2 separate regions of the Homo sapiens genome follow, and region 1 is linked to region 2. The links are chromatin contacts, found by Hi-C or POLR2A ChIA-PET in ENCODE. All regions are on one chromosome and are shown on one strand. Each heading gives the region's core, a stretch centred on a gene start or an enhancer-like site at or near the end of the contact. The rest is flanking DNA. Distances are from core to core; before and after follow the strand shown.

Region 1 (7,653 bases), core at 255-2,754, 650 kb before region 2:
TGATGGCTTATGGATGGTACTTAAAGCCACAAGACTGGGTGAGATCACCAAGGAAGTGAGTGCAGACAGGATTCTGCCCCTATCACAACACACACTGAATGGGGGAAGAGGAGGAACTTTGCCAGGGAAATGGAGAAAGAGGGAGGGGACCCCTGAGAGCATGGCATCTTGAAAGCAGGGGAGAGGCCACCGCAGTGGCTCATGCCTGTAATCCCAGCACTTTGGGAGGCCAAGGTGGGGGGATCACCTGAGATCAGGAGTTCAAGCCAATATGGTGAAACCCCGTCTCTACAAAAATACAAAAATTACCCGGGCATGGTGTCAGGCTCCTGTAATCCCAGCTACTTGGGAGACTGAGGCAAGTGGAGGTTGCAGTGAGCCGAGATCTCACCACTTTGCCACTGCACTCCAGCCTGGGCGACAGAATGAGACCCTCTCTCTAACAATAAAAATGTAATAATAAAATAAAATAGAAAAGCAAGCAAGCAGGGGAGAAATAGGGCCAACATGGTCAGTGCTGTGAAAGGTCACCAAGTGAAACTGAGAGTGGCCTCCCACTGGAATGCCAGCTCCAGGGCTGGGAATTCCTGCCTGCTTAGTTCACAATACACAGCAAAATGCCTCCTCTGCTGCAATAAATTATTTTAAATGATGAATGAGTAAATGAAACCAGACCTCTAAAAAGGGTGATGTAGGGGAGAGGGAGAAATTGAGCCACACCCTATACCCTTACCCACAGACCCTTCCTCTGGGAGTCTAGACCCCCAGTCCTGCCTCCCTCTGGACCCAGTAATATTCTCCCTGCCCCCACCCCATCTCCATCCCCACTCCTACCCCTACCCCCATGGGCAGGACCCAGGAGACAAAGCCTCCAGCACCCCCTTAGACACAGACCCAGAAATCCAGGCCCCAGCCAGGCACCATGGCTCAAGCCTGTAATCCCAGCACTTTGGGAGGCCAAGGCAGGCGGGTCACCTGAGGCCAGGAGTTCGAGACCAGCCTGGCCAACACGGTGAAACCCCATCTCTCCTAAAAATACAAAAATTAGCCAGGCATGGTGTCCAGCACCTGTAGTGTCAGCTACTCGGGAGGCTGAGGCAGGAGAATCGCTTTAATTCAGGAGGCGGAGTTTGCAGAGATCGCACCATTGCACTCCAGCCTGGGCGACAGAGACTCCTTCTCAAAAACAACAACAAAAAAAAAAAAAAAAAAAAAAGAAAAGAAAAAAAAGAAAAAGAAAAGAAAAGAAATCCAGGCCCCCCGGTTTCTCCCTCCTCTTGGAGCCCGGTGCCCTAGGCTCCTTCAGAGCAAAGATCTGGACCCCAGCTCCCTCCTTCCCGGGGGGACTGAGTAGTCCGCCTCCCAAGTCCGCCGCGCCCATTCAGGGACTGCGTTCGCCGGAGCGCGACCCGGGGACTCCCAGGCCTGTGGGCGGGCCCTGCCCAGGACTGGGCGGTGCCATAACCCCTAGTTTAAAAACTCGCGGGTACCGGACCCAAGATCGGGGACCCGGCGGCGGCTCCGCGGGGGAAACAGCGAGGCTGGCGCAGCGCCGAGGCCGCGGCCCTGGGGGCCCGCAATCCACGCCACGGAATCCCCGAGGTAATGGGCGCGGGCAGGACGCGTTCGGCCCCCTAAGAGAGTGAGGGACTGAGGATCGAAAGACTCCCGAGGCCCTGAGGGACGGAGCTGAAGCGTCAGTCCTTTATCCCGAGAGTGAGGGCCCTAGGTGTTTGGAGGAGGAGGGGATCGTGGATCGTGACAGAGGGGCGGCTGGGATCCCAGACTTCTGGGTCCTGGGGGTGCAGGGGCCTGGGGATCCAGGATCGCAGGGCCCCGAGGGTGCAAGGGCTGGGAGGCTTGGGAGGCTGGATCTCTGGGTCCTTGGAGGTGCTAGGGGTTGCTGGCAACCGAGACTCCTACCCCTAGAAGCAGGGACTAGGCTGAGTGCGGGGGGGGGGGGGGGGGGCGTGGTTGCTTAAAATCGGCGTGGGTCTCGGTGGGGAAGGGTCCGGAGCCTGGCCTCAGGGTCTACGCTGGCGGTGACCCTGCCTCTGCCCCGCCCTGGGATTTCCGGATGGCCACCCGTGCGGGGCTGAGCAGGAATTCCCCTTGCGCGGGGATTCCACGAGCGCCACGATCGGCCGCGCGCCCCGCCTCGGAGCAGGACACCTGGGGCACAGGACTTGGGGGGAAGGGGAGGATGGAAGATTCCCTTGCGTGAGCGCCGTGGCGTCAGCGCGCCGCGTCGGGGCTGTTTCCGAGCCACCTCCTCCCGCCCCCGCCCCGCGCAATCCCCACTTAACCCTTCCTCCGCCGGAACCCAGGCTCGGAAGGGTGAGGGTTCTGTCTTTCTGAGTCGTGGGAAGGAGTTTGGGAACTGGGGCTCCCAGGTCCTAGAGAGGAAGGAACTGAGGGTCCAGATTCCTGGGGCCTGAAAAAGAGACTGTATGGATGGGCCTTTTTTTTTTTTTTTTTTTTTTTTTAATGGAGTCTCTCTCTGTCGCCCAGGCTGGAGTGCAGTAGCGCGATCTCCGCTTACTGCAACCTCAACCTCCGCCTCCCGGGTTCAAGTGTTTCCCCTGCCTCACCTGGGATATACAGCCGCCTGCCACCACGCCCGGCTAATTTTTATATTTTTAGTAGAGACGGGGTTTCACCATGTTGGCCACCTGACCTCAGGTGATCCGCCCCCCTTGGCCTCTCAAAGTGTTGGGATTACAGGCGTGAGCCACCGCTCCCGGCCCGGGGTGAGGCCTTTGACTTCTCGAGGAGGGGCGCTGGGGACTCCTGATTTCCGGGTCAGGTTCTAGGGAAAAAAATGTTGGGAACCTGGATGTGAGTCTAGGGAGTGACGCCTGGCGCCGGCCCCCCACCAACCCGCTGACTTCAAAACTTGGATATCTGGGGGTGGAATTTTTTTACGGAAGTGGGGTGGTTGCTGCAGAGGGGTGCCCTCCTCCCCCTTCCTCACTTTCCGCGACGGTGGTGGAAAGTTGGGTCAGAGGGAAAGTGCGGAGCAAAAGGAAGGAAACGGCGGAGGCGGATGCCCCACCCCAAATCTTCTAATGGCTTTGGAGGAGTCAGGCGGCATCTATGTGCCAGTTTTTCCGCGCGGGAGGGCGAGGAGGGTGCCCAAACCCACTCCCCGCGCGCCACCCCCGCGGCATTTAGGTGACTTAAGGACCCTTGATGACTTCCCCCTCTCCTCTCCCGCACAGTGAGCAGGGGTGAGCGCAGCCACTGCCCAACGCAAACCGTGAAGAAGCTTCTGGAAGAGCAGAGGCGCCGCCAGCAGCAGCAGCCCGACGCTGGCGGGGTGCAGGTGAGGCCAGGGAGCCACAGCTCTCCGGAGGCCCCGTGCTGTCCCGTAGGGACTCAGCGGCTTGCCGGGCCCTCGGGGCTGATGAGAGGGGTGGTCCTGACCGAAATGTCTTATAGATCCGAGACAGACCCGGAGGAATCTGCCAGATAAAGTCACCTGGGTTCCTTTTTGCTTTTGTCTCTACAGGGACAATTTCTCCCTCCCCCAGAGCAGCCCCTGACCCCATCTGTGAATGAGGCTGTGACTGGTAAGTTCTCTCAGCTCCCGGCCTCCCCATCCCCCTTCCCTAAGGGACTCAGACATCGCAGCTCTCAGAACTTTGGGACACCTGGGAGTCAGGCCCTCATTCTTCCCTTTTTTTTTTTTTTCTGAGACAGGATCTCACTCTGTTGCCCTGGCACTGGAGTGCAGTGGCGCTATCTGGCTCACTGCAGCCTCAACCTTCTGGGCTCAAGTGATCCTCCCGCCTCAGCCTCCCAAGTAGCTGGGACCACAGGCGATGCCACCTTGCTTGGCTAATTTTTTAAATTTTTGTAGAAACGGGGTCTGGCTATGTTGCCTAGGCTGGTAGGCCCTCATTCTTGCTGGAACTCAGTAGCAGTCTGATTTCCTAGGTTCTCTTGAGTCCAGTAGTCTATGCACATAGTCCTACGGAGCCCCAGGGCCCAGGCTCAGCCTTTTTAGTGCCCCAGGAGTCCAGGCCCTCAATTCCTCAGTGTCCCAGGAATCCAGGTCCCGGGAGCTTGGTGTCCCAGAAGTACTAACTCTCAGTACCTTGGGAGACGCCAGGCCCTCTAGCCCTGGATGTGACGTCCCCAACTCTGGTAACCAGACCTGCCCCTGCCCCTCCTCTTACACGCAGGCCACCCTCCCTTCCCAGCACACTCGGAGACTGTGGGTTCTGGACCTAGCAGCCTGGGCTTTCCAGACTGGGACCCCAACACGCATGCTGCCTACACTGACAGCCCCTACTCTTGCCCTGCTTCTGCTGCCGAAAATTTCCTGCCTCCTGACTTCTACCCACCCTCGGACCCAGGGCAGCCGTGCCCATTTCCCCAGGGCATGGAGGTGAGATACAGAGTGGGTACAGGATGCTGAAGGGCCCCTAAAAATTCGCAGTTGCACTCCTGCAGTATTCTGAGATGTCTGGAGCTCAGTTACGATTCCCTTTTCCAGGCCGGGCGTGGTGGCTCACACCTGTAATCCCAGCACTTTGGGAGGCTGAGGCAGGCGGATCACTTGAGGTCAGGCGTTTGAGACCAGCTTGGCCAACATGGTGAAACCAAAAATAAAAAAATTAGCTGGGTGTAGTGGCGCACGCCTGTAATCCTAGCTACTCGGGAGGCTGAGGCAGGGGAATTGCTTGAACCCAGGAGGTAGAGATTGCAGTGAGTAGAGATTGCACTGCTGCACTCCAGCCTGGGTGACAGAGCAAGACTCTGTCACCGAAAAAAAAAAATACCCTTTTCCAGGTGGGCAAAACTGAGGCCTAAAGGTCCAAGGTCACTTGGCATAGATGGGATACCCAGGGGCTCTGCATGCAGATGTGTGTGTGGTGGCTTGGGATGGAGGAATTCTCAGCTGACTGGGTCTCCCCACCACCTGCACCCTCCAGGACCCCCCAGACACCCAGTTCTATGTAGGATCTTCTCTGCCACAGGCTGGACCCTGGAGAGTTTCTGCACCCCCTTCAGGACCCCCACAGTTCCCCGCTGTGGTCCCTGGACCATCGCTGGAGGTGGCCCGAGCTCACATGCTGGCTTTGGGGCCACAGCAGCTGCTGGCCCAGGATGAGGAGGGGGACACGTGAGTATAAGGGATAGGGTTGTCTGCAGACTCTTGGCTTGGTGGGGGCTGTTCTCACGGCTGTCCCCCACCTGTCCTCAGGCTCCTTCACCTGTTTGCGGCTCGGGGGCTGCGCTGGGCGGCATATGCTGCGGCTGAGGTGCTCCAGGTGTACCGGCGTCTTGACATTCGTGAGCATAAGGGCAAGGTGAGGCTTGGGGCCTGAACTCTCCTGGGTTCAGGGGAGGAAGGAGCCTGGGGCCTGGACCCCTGGATCCTAGAGAAGAGGGGAATGGGGGGTGAGCTCCTGGGGCTGAGGGGGGATGGGGCTGGGAGCCTGGTTTTCTGACGGGAGGGAACCAGGAGCCCAACCTGACTTCTCCTGTGGCCTGCAGACCCCTCTCCTGGTGGCGGCTGCTGCCAACCAGCCCCTGATTGTGGAGGATCTGTTGAACCTGGGAGCAGAGCCCAATGCCGCTGACCATCAGGGACGTTCGGTCTTGCACGTGGCCGCTACCTACGGGCTCCCAGGAGTTCTCTTGGTATGGCCAGCTGGCAGGCAGGGGTTTGTCTGGGGGGTAGACTGGTTGCCCAGATTTTGGCTTCCAGGGCCAGGAGGCCAGGGGATACCCTTACCCAGCAGTCTGCCTTCTCTTCCTCCCAGGCTGTGCTTAACTCTGGGGTCCAGGTTGACCTGGAAGCCAGAGACTTCGAGGGTAAGTTGGGTGTGGGCAGGGCTGGTGTGGTTGGTGTGGCTGGGCGAGGTGGGTGCAGATGCGGGTCCCTCACTGTCTCCATTCTGCAGGCCTCACCCCGCTCCACACGGCCATCCTGGCCCTTAACGTTGCTATGCGCCCTTCCGACCTCTGTCCCCGGGTGCTGAGCACACAGGCCCGAGACAGGCTGGATTGTGTCCACATGTTGCTGCAAATGGGTGCTAATCACACCAGCCAGGTGAGCGGGGATGTGGGCGGTCAGACCCTGGGAGATTGTGTGGAATGGGGCCACTTGGATGTCCGGGAGCTCCAGGCAAATGCTGACTTTGCCTCTTCCTTGCTGCGTGCCCTTGAACATGTTACTTCACTTCTCTGTGCCTTAGGGGTTTTTTGTTTGTTTCTTTGTTTGTTTTGAGATGGAGTTTTGCTCTTGTTGCCCTGGCTGGAGTGCAATGGTGTGATCTTGGCTCACCGCAACCTCTGCATCCCGGGTTCAAGTGATTCTCCTGCCTCAGCCTCCTGAGTAGCTGGGATTACAGGCATGAGTCACCACGCCTGGCTAATTTTTTTGTATTTTTAGTAGAGACAGGCTTTCTCCACATTGGTCTTGCTGGTCTCGAACTCCCGACCTCAGGTGATCCACCTGCCTTGGCCTCCCAAAGTGCTGTGATTACAGGCGTGAGCCACCGCGCCCAGCAGGGTTTTTTTGTTTGTTTGTTTTTTTGTTTTTGAGACAGGGTCTCACTCTGTCGCCCAGGCTAGAGTGCAGTGGTGCAATCTCATCTCATGGCAAACTCTGCCTCCCAGGTTCAAGTGATTCTCCTGTCTTAGCCTCCTGAGTAGCTGGGACTATAGGCGCACGCCACCATGCCTGGCTATTTTTTTTTTTTTTTTTTTGTATTTTAGTAGAAGTGGGCTTTCATTGTGTTGGCCAGGCTGGTCTCAAACTCCTGACCTCAAATGATCCTCCCACCTTGGCCTCCCAAAGTGCTGCGATTACAGGCGTGAGCCACTGTGCCTGGCCCCTAGTTGTTAACTGGGAATAATATTACTGACCTTAGGGTATGTTATCAAGCACTTACTATTCATTCATCAAGCACTGAGTTTCATAGATTAGCTTATTGAAACCTCACAAACACCCTTTGACATGTGTACTCTATTTTCTCTATTTTACTGAAAAGGAAACAGGCATGGGAAATCAAAAATCTTTTTTTTTTTCTTTTTGAGATGGAGTTTTGCTCTTGTTGCCCAGGCTGGAGTGCAATGGTGTGATCTCGGCTCACCACAACCTCCGCCTCCTGGGTTCAAGCGATTCTCCTGCCTCAGCCTCCCGAGTAACTGGGATTACAGGTTCCCACCACCACGTCCAGCTAATTTTGTATTTTTAGTAGAGACAGGGTTTCTCCATGTTGGTCAGGCTGGTCTCGAACTCCCGACCTCAGGTGATCTTCCTGCCTCGGCTTCCCAAAATGCTGGGATTGCAAGCGTGAGCCACTGCACCTGGCCTCAAAAATCTCTTTGAGACAGGGTCTCACTCTGTCACTCAGGCTGGAGTGCAGTGGCATGATCACAGCTTATTGCAGCCTTGACCTTGTGCACTTAAGTGATCCTCCCACCTCAGCCTCCCAAGTAGCTGTGATCACAGGCATGCACCACCATGCGTGGCAACTTTTTTGTAAGGTGGGGTCTAACTATGTTGGCCAGGTTGGTCTCAAACTCCTGAGCTCAAGCAATCCTTCCACCTCTGCCTCTGAAAGTGCTGGGATTACAGTTGTGAGCCACTGCACCCAGCCTGAAAAATCTTATAGCTTGTGACTGTCAGAGAGA
Region 2 (7,434 bases), core at 1-2,500:
GCCACCTGTCACCAGCTTGACACTCGCAAGTATGTGGTTTACAGAGTGCCTGGCACACATTGTTCCTTAATTGCCAGGACCAGTGAGGTAGCCACGATAATCATGCCCATTTTATAGACCCGTGGGGCTGAAGTGGCAGGTGCACGGTGACACGGCCAGTTTCCTTGGACTCGCCCGCCATCCCTCTTCCCAGCCTGTGGCCTCTGAACCACACCAGTCCCCTCTTCCCTTTGCCATTCACCCACAACAAGGGGCCTCTGTGTGGCCTGGGCAGGCAAGCCCAGATGGCCATGTTGATGCCCCCAGCGCCCAAGGCCCCACTTCAAAACCGACTACGAAGGATTCCAGGTTACCCGGGGCCTTTTGAATTTGGAGGGAAAACCATGGAGTTGTTTGCCTGAACTGCTTTGCCATGGAGGGACTAAAGCCCCCACAATATCTCCATCAGCCTCCCACCACCTCACCCTACTCTAAAGTCATTTCAAATGACTGAACCAAAAGTGTCTCGGGAAAGACCTCATCACCACCCAAATATCCCATCCAGGTGAAAGCCTGCCAGCAGAAGTCGGTTTCAAGTCCGTAAATCCATCCCACCAGACTCTTACGCACGTATAATCCGGAGCCCGCGGGAGGTGGGTGGGGTGCGGGGGATGGGGAGTCCCCAGTCCCACACCCACCCGAGGCCTAGGCATTGTTCCTTCGTCTCTGTCCCTCTAGGAAGCGTCTGATCCAGCCCTCCCGTGCCCTCTCCCCGTTACTCCAAAACTTAGAAATCCCCGGGTGCGCCCAAGTCCCATCCCGGCTTTTCTTTTCCCAGAGATCGGGCGGTCTTCCACTCCCTCCCCACAAAGAGTTCCATTCTCCCTGCCGCTCCGGGTCTCACCGTCCAGGGAGTTTCACTTCCTGCTATCTTCCAGATAAGGGCGCGGGGAGCGCTCCCCGGCACAAATGGGGAATTCCTCTCACTCCCGCGCGCAACAGATCGCCCAAGACCCAGGGGATCGGAAGGTCCCAGCCTCTGAGACCCCCGCTTCCCGCTTCCCGCCGCCTCCAACTCCATCCATCCCCCTCTACAGTTCCCTCCGGCGTTCCGCAGCGTCAGAGGCCCCGTGCCCCGTACCTGTGCACCAGGTGCTAAGCAGAAGCCACACGAAGACGACCGCGTCCCGGCCTGCGGCGGCCGGGTGGGAGCCCAGCCCTCTGGAGAGCCCGCCGGCCAACAGCGCCATCGCGGCCGTCTGGGCGCGTCTGGCCCGCGCGTCCCTTCCAAAGTACCTTAGGGGGCGCGGCGCGCACCAAGGCCAGGAGGGGTGCACGCTCCTCCCCTTCCCACTTCCGTTCCTTGTCCCTACTCCAAGTCCGTCCTGTTGCATTCTGGAAGTTTTAATGAGCGTAAACGACGTGGACAAAGGGCATGCTTTCAGATATGGGGGAGAAAGGTGCTTGACCCGCCGCGGTCCTCCGAGCCACACTCCACCCGCTGCGCGCTCCGGTGAATGGTTCGGCCCAGGTACACAAGGGTGGGAGCCGAGGGCTGGGCTTAGGGGTGAGCGGCGGGGAGGGGTTCCTCTGCCTCCCTCCCCGGAAGTGGGCTGACCCAGGTGCGCTCCGTCCCCCAGGGCCCGAACCAAGTGACTGGCCCGCTGGGAGGGCGCCTGCGGACCACAGGTCCCTTCCGGCCCCCATCTGCTCCGGCCAAACCAAGCGCACCGAGATCCATGCAACCGAGACCCACTTGGAGCGATTCACCTGTTGAGATAGGGCGGGTCCCGCCGCGCACCTGTTCCCTCCCTGCCCAAACCCCTCTCCCCGGCTGGCGATGGACCCGCCTAGGTGCGCCCTGCCGGGAGGAGCGAGTCTAAGCAAAGTCCTGGCTGGGAGAGGCTTGTTGGTGGCGCCTGACTTCTCCACTTCCACTGGGGTTCCTCCGGACCGGGTGGAGGGGGGGCGCTTCGGGCCTCCTGTGTCTCCCAGTTAGATGACCTGAGGAACCCTCTAAAGTCCCCGGAAGGGAAGCTCTGCCCCCTCAGGGATGCCCAAGGGGAATCAGGGCCAGGAAAAGTTGGAATTCCACTTCGGAAGTTTTCGCCACCTCCCCCACCCGTTCCCAACTTGTGGTTCGGCCCCTGGGCATCCCTAGCCCCCGGGTCAGCCCTCCGGAAATTCTGGCTCTTAAAGGGGCCGAGCGAAGGCGCGGGGCTTGGGACCGGTTTCCGCTTAGGAATTCCCGGAACGAGCCACCTGCGACCGAGGGCGGGGGCGCGGCGCGGCGATCAGCCTGCGCAGCGCTGGGCGTGACTCTGCTGTCTCCAGGTGGCGGCGAGGGAAAGCGCATCCTGGGGGAACCCTGGGCGCTTCCTCGCGTTAGACTCCCCCAGGTTGCCAACTGGCCAGTGGCTGGTTTCGGTACCCAGGCGTGCTTTGTTCTACTGGCCCTGTTAAAACTCAAGCCAGATCACGTCCACCTGCTCACAGCCCTCCTGTGGCTCCTCCTCACTCTCAGCAGAAACTGACCTTCCCCCTCTTATCTCACCTCCTCCCACTCTCTCTGGCTTACTCAGCTTCGGACACCCTGGCCTCCTCGCTGTTTCCAACTATACTTCTCACAGTCCTCAGAGCCATCGCCCGTGCTACTCCCTCTGCCAGAACACCCTTCCCGCAGATGTCCACATGATCTTCCTCCTCCTGTAGGACACCATTGCAGTGACACCTTCCCTGGCCACTTTTTATAAAATTTCAACCCGTTCACGTCCCTTCATCGTTTAAAAAAATATTTTTATGATAAAATATGCAAACTATAATATTTATCGCTTTAACCACTTCAAGTGTAAAATTCAGTGGCATTAAGTATATTCACAATGTCGTGTACCAATCACCACTCTTTATCCCCGAAACTGTTTCATCATCCCCAACATAAACTCTGTGACCATTAAACAGTAACTCCCCATTCCCTGCTACCTGTGCCCCTAGTAATTTCTATTCTACTTTGCTTACCAAATTGCCCATTCTAGGTGCCTCATATAAGTGGAATCGTCTAACATTTGTCCTGTGTCTAGTTTATTTCACAAAGAATAATGTTTTCAAGGTCCATCCATGTTGTAGTATGTCGAAGCCATGTAGCATGCAGTAAGATCAAAATTTCTTTTTACAGCGGACTAGTGTACCATTGTATGTATATGCTACGTTTTATTTATCCATTCATTTGTGGATGGACCTAGGTTGTTTCTACCTTTTGACTATTGTAAATAGTGCAGCTGTGAACACTGGTGTACAAATATCTGCTTTCATTTCTTTTGAATATATGCCTAAGAATGGAATTGCTGGGTGACTTGGTAGTTCTATTTTTAACCTTTTGAGGAACTGCCAAACTGTTTTCCCCAATGACTGCACTATTGTACATTCCCACCAGCAATGCACGGAGGATTCCAATTTCTCCACATCCCCACCAAAACTTATTATCCATTTTCTTGATTATGGCCATCCTGGTTAGTGTGAAGTGGCATCTCATTGTGGTTGTAATCTGCATTTCCCCAATGACTAACGATGTTGAGCATATTTCCACGAATTTATTGTCCATTAGTATATCTTCTTTGGAGAAGTGTCTATTCAAGTACTTTGCCCATTTTTGAATTGGGTTGTTTGTTTTTTTGTTGTCAAGTTGTAGGAGTTCTATATATATTTTGAATATTAATCCCTTGTTAGATATATGATCTGCAAATATTTTCTTCCATTCTCCAGGTTTTTTCACTTTCTTGATAGTGTCCTTTGGTGCACAAAAGTTCTTAATTTGATGAAGTTCAATTTACCTACTATTTTTTCTTCCTTGTACTTTTGGTATCCTATTTATGCAGTTGTTGCCAAGTCCAATGTGATGAAGATTTTCAACAATATTTTCTTCTAAGAGTTTTATAGTTTTAACTCTTAAATTGAGTCTTTGAGCCACTTTATTTTATTTCATTTTATTTTTTGAGACTGAGTCTCACTTTGTCGCCCAGGTTGGAGTGCAGTGGTGTGATCTCCGCTTACTGCAACCTCCACCTGCCGGGTTCAACCGATTCTCATGCCTCAGCCTCCCGAGTATTTGGGATTACAGGTGCATGCCACCACACTGGGTTAATTTTTGTATTTTTAGAAGAGATGGGGTTTCACCATGTTGGCCAGGCTGGTCTCGAACTCCTGACCTCAAGTAATCTACCTGCCTTGGCTTCCCAAAGTGCTCACATAGGTGTGAGCCACTGCACCCGGCCTGGGCCATTTTAATTTTAGTATGTGGTAGAAGGGTCCAACTTCATTTTTTTGCATATGGATATTCAGTTTTCCCTCTACCATTTGTTGAAAACACTGTCCTTTTCCCATTAAGTGGTCTTGGCTTCCTTGTCAAAAATCAATTAATCATATATGTGAGGGTTTGTTTCTCGGTTCTGTATTCTATTTCATTGATCTATACGCCTATCCTTATGCAAGTACCATATGTTTTAATTACTATAGCTCTGTAGTAAGTTCACAGATGGAAAGTGTGAGTCCTCTAACTTTATTCTTCTCTTTCAGTATTGTTTTGGTTATTGGGGGCCCCTTAAAACTCCATATGAATTTGAGGATCTGCTTCCATTTCTTTGGGAAAAGACGTTGGAATTTTGATCAGCATTGTGTTGAATCTGTAGATTGTTTTGGGTAGTATTGACATTTTTAATGTTAAGTCTTTCTATCCATGAACACATCTTGCCATTTATGCCATTTATTTAGATACTTGTTAATTTATTTTATCAATCTTTTTTTTTTTTTTTTTTTTTTTTTGAGACTGAGTCTTGCTCTGTCACCCAGGCTGGAGTGCAGTGGCCCAATCTCAGCTCACTGCAAGCTCCGCCTCCCAGGTTCACGCCATTCTCCTGCCTCAGCCTCCTGAGTAGCTGGGACTACAGGCGCCCACCACCACGCCCGGCTAATTTTTTGTAGTTTTAGTAGAGATGGGGTTTCATCGTGTTAGCCAGGATGGTCTCGATCTCCTGACCTCGTGATCCGCCCGCCTCGGCCTTCCAAAGTGCTGGGATTACAGGCTTGAGCCACCGTGCCAGGCCTTATTTTAGCAATCTTTTGTCATTTTCAGTGTACAAGTCTTTCACCTCATTGGTTAGATTTATTCCTAAGTATTTAATTGTTTTAGATGCTGTTGTAAATGAAATTGTTTTCTCAATTTCCTCTTCGGATTGTTCAGTGCTGGTGCATAGAAACATGACTGATTTTTGTGTGTTGATCTGGTACCCTGCAACTTGTTTATTAACTGTAGTAGCTGTCTTGTGAATTCTTTTGGATTTTCTATACATAGATCGTGTCATCTGTGAATAGAGATAGTTTTACTGCTTTCTTTCCAATCTGAATGACTTTTATTTCCTTTTTCTGTCTGATAGCTCTGGGTGGAACTTCCAATACAGTGTTCAATAGCCATGGTGAAAATGGCCATCTTTGTCTTACTCCTGATCTTAGGGGGAAAGCTTTCAATCTTTCACCATTGAGTATGATGATAGCTGTGAGTTTTTCATAAATACCCTTTATCACATTGAGGAATTTTCCCTGTATGATTAGTTTTCTGTTTTTTTTTTTTTAATCATGAAGGTGTGTTGAATTTTGTCAAATACCTTTTCTGTATTAATTCAGATGATCATGTGTGTGTTTTTTACCTTCATTCTAATAATGTGATGTATTACATTGATTAATTTTCTTATGTTGAACCACCCTTGCATTCCTGCATAAATCATACTTGGATATTTGAGTAATCCTTTTAATATGCTAATGAACTTGATTTGCTAATTTTTTTGAGGATTTTTGTATCTATATTCATATGGGATATTAGTCTGTAATTTTCTTTTCTAGTGATTTCTTTATTTGGCTTTGGTATTATGGTAATACTGGCTGCACAGAATGAGTTAGAAAGTGTTTCCTTCTCTTCAATTTTTTGGAAGTTTGAAAATTATTTGTGTGAATTCTTCTTTAAATGTTTGGTTGAACTAACTCATGAAGCCATCTGGTTTAAGATTTTTCTTTGCTAGGTGGTTTAAAATTAGTGGTATTGCCACTTTCATTTCTGATTTTAGTTATTTGCGTCTTCTCTCTTTGGTGCTTCATCAGTCTCACCAAAGGTTTGCCAATTTTGTTAATCTTTTCAAAAAACCAACTTTTGGTTTTACAGATTTTTTTGTCTATTCTCTTTCTCTATTTTATGAGTTTCTGCTCTAGTCTCTATTATTTCCTTTCTTCTGCTGGCTTTGGGTTTTGTTTGCTCTACTTTTTCTAGTTCCATAAGATGTAAGTCAGGTTATTAATTTGAGATAGTTATTCTTTTTACATGGGCATTAATAGCTATTAATTTCCCTCTGAGCACTGTTTTTGGGGCATCTCATAAGTTTGGTATATTTTGTTTTCTTTCCTACTTGTCCCTAAGTATTTTCTGATTTCCTTTGTGATTTCTTCTTTGACCTGTTGGTTGTTTAAGAGAATGTTGTTTAATTTTCACATATTTGTGAATTTTCATTTTTCCTTCTATTATTGATTTCTAACTTTATCTTGTTGTGATCAAAGAAAAGAGTTCGTTTGATAGGTATTTTAAAATCTACTGAGATTTAACTTATGCCTCAACATGTCATCTATCATAGAGAATGTCTCATGTGTACTTGGATTTTTTTTTTAATTGGGTGAGTGTTCCATATGTATCTGTTAGGTCTAGTTGGTTTTTGTGTTGTTCAAGTCCACTATATTTTTACTTACTTTCTGTCTGTGTGTTCTATCCATTATTGAAAGTGGGATTTTGAACTCTCCAACTATTATGGTAGAACTGTGTATTTCTCCTTTGAGTCTATCAATTTTTGCTTTATATTTTGAGGTCTGTTATTAGGTGCAGAAATGTTTATAACTGTTACATCTTATTGAGATATTTAACTTTTTATTAATTTGTAATGTCTGTCTTGTCTCTTGTAAATTGTTTTGATTTAAAGTCTATTTTGTCTGATATTCGCATAGCCACTCAAGCTATCTTTTGGTTACTGTTTGCATGGAATATCATTTTCCATATCTTTTGCTTTGAACATATTCGTGCCTTTGGATCTAACATGAATCCTTTATAGACAGCGTATTGTTGGGTGGTTTTTAAAAATACATTCTGGAAATCTCCATCTTGATTTAAAGAAATGACTATCAGCAAAATTACTGCCATTTTGCTACTTGTTTTCTATATACCTTATGGCTTTTTGTCCCTCATTTTCTCCATTACTGTTTATGTTTAATTTTTTTTTTGTAGCGAAATGTTTTGATTCTCTTTTCATTTCCAGTTGTGTATATTTTGTAGCTTTTTATTTTGTGGTTATAGAGGAGATTATATTATATATAAAACCTAAAATTATAATACTCCAATTTACATTTATACCAGCTTAATTTCGATAGTAT

The links. A loop is a pair of places that touch in the nucleus more often than their neighbours do. ChIA-PET counts read pairs that join two places held with the same protein, here RNA polymerase II (POLR2A). Pooled maps may share reads with other maps.
Region 1: a loop to region 2 is called in a map with no recorded cell type, with 20 times the contacts of the local background. The contact joins the promoter of NFKBID here to the promoter of LSR in region 2. A Hi-C loop is called at or near these places in 1 of 37 single-sample maps with no recorded cell type and 4 of 50 pooled maps. POLR2A ChIA-PET finds 5 or more read pairs at or near these places in 1 of 52 experiments (H1).

What each region holds. Positions count from the first base shown.
Region 1 is chr19:35,894,391-35,902,043 of GRCh38, reverse strand. It overlaps NFKBID (NFKB inhibitor delta), which reads left to right and starts at 1,504. Exons shown (of 12, transcript NM_139239.5): 1 at 1,504-1,602; 2 at 3,222-3,325; 3 at 3,512-3,572; 4 at 4,188-4,393; 5 at 4,986-5,131; 6 at 5,213-5,318; 7 at 5,506-5,652; 8 at 5,775-5,826; 9 at 5,916-6,064. The coding sequence starts at 1,542. RefSeq lists a silencer at 1,471-1,620 and enhancers at 1,520-2,075, 1,981-2,230, 2,076-2,632, 2,645-3,216, 3,217-3,789.
Region 2 is chr19:35,242,818-35,250,251 of GRCh38, reverse strand. LSR (lipolysis stimulated lipoprotein receptor) reads right to left here and starts at 1,250. Exons shown (of 10, transcript NM_205834.4): 1 at 1,121-1,250. The coding sequence starts at 1,229. RefSeq lists silencers at 1,087-1,156, 1,567-1,646 and enhancers at 759-1,560, 1,561-2,363, 2,497-2,666.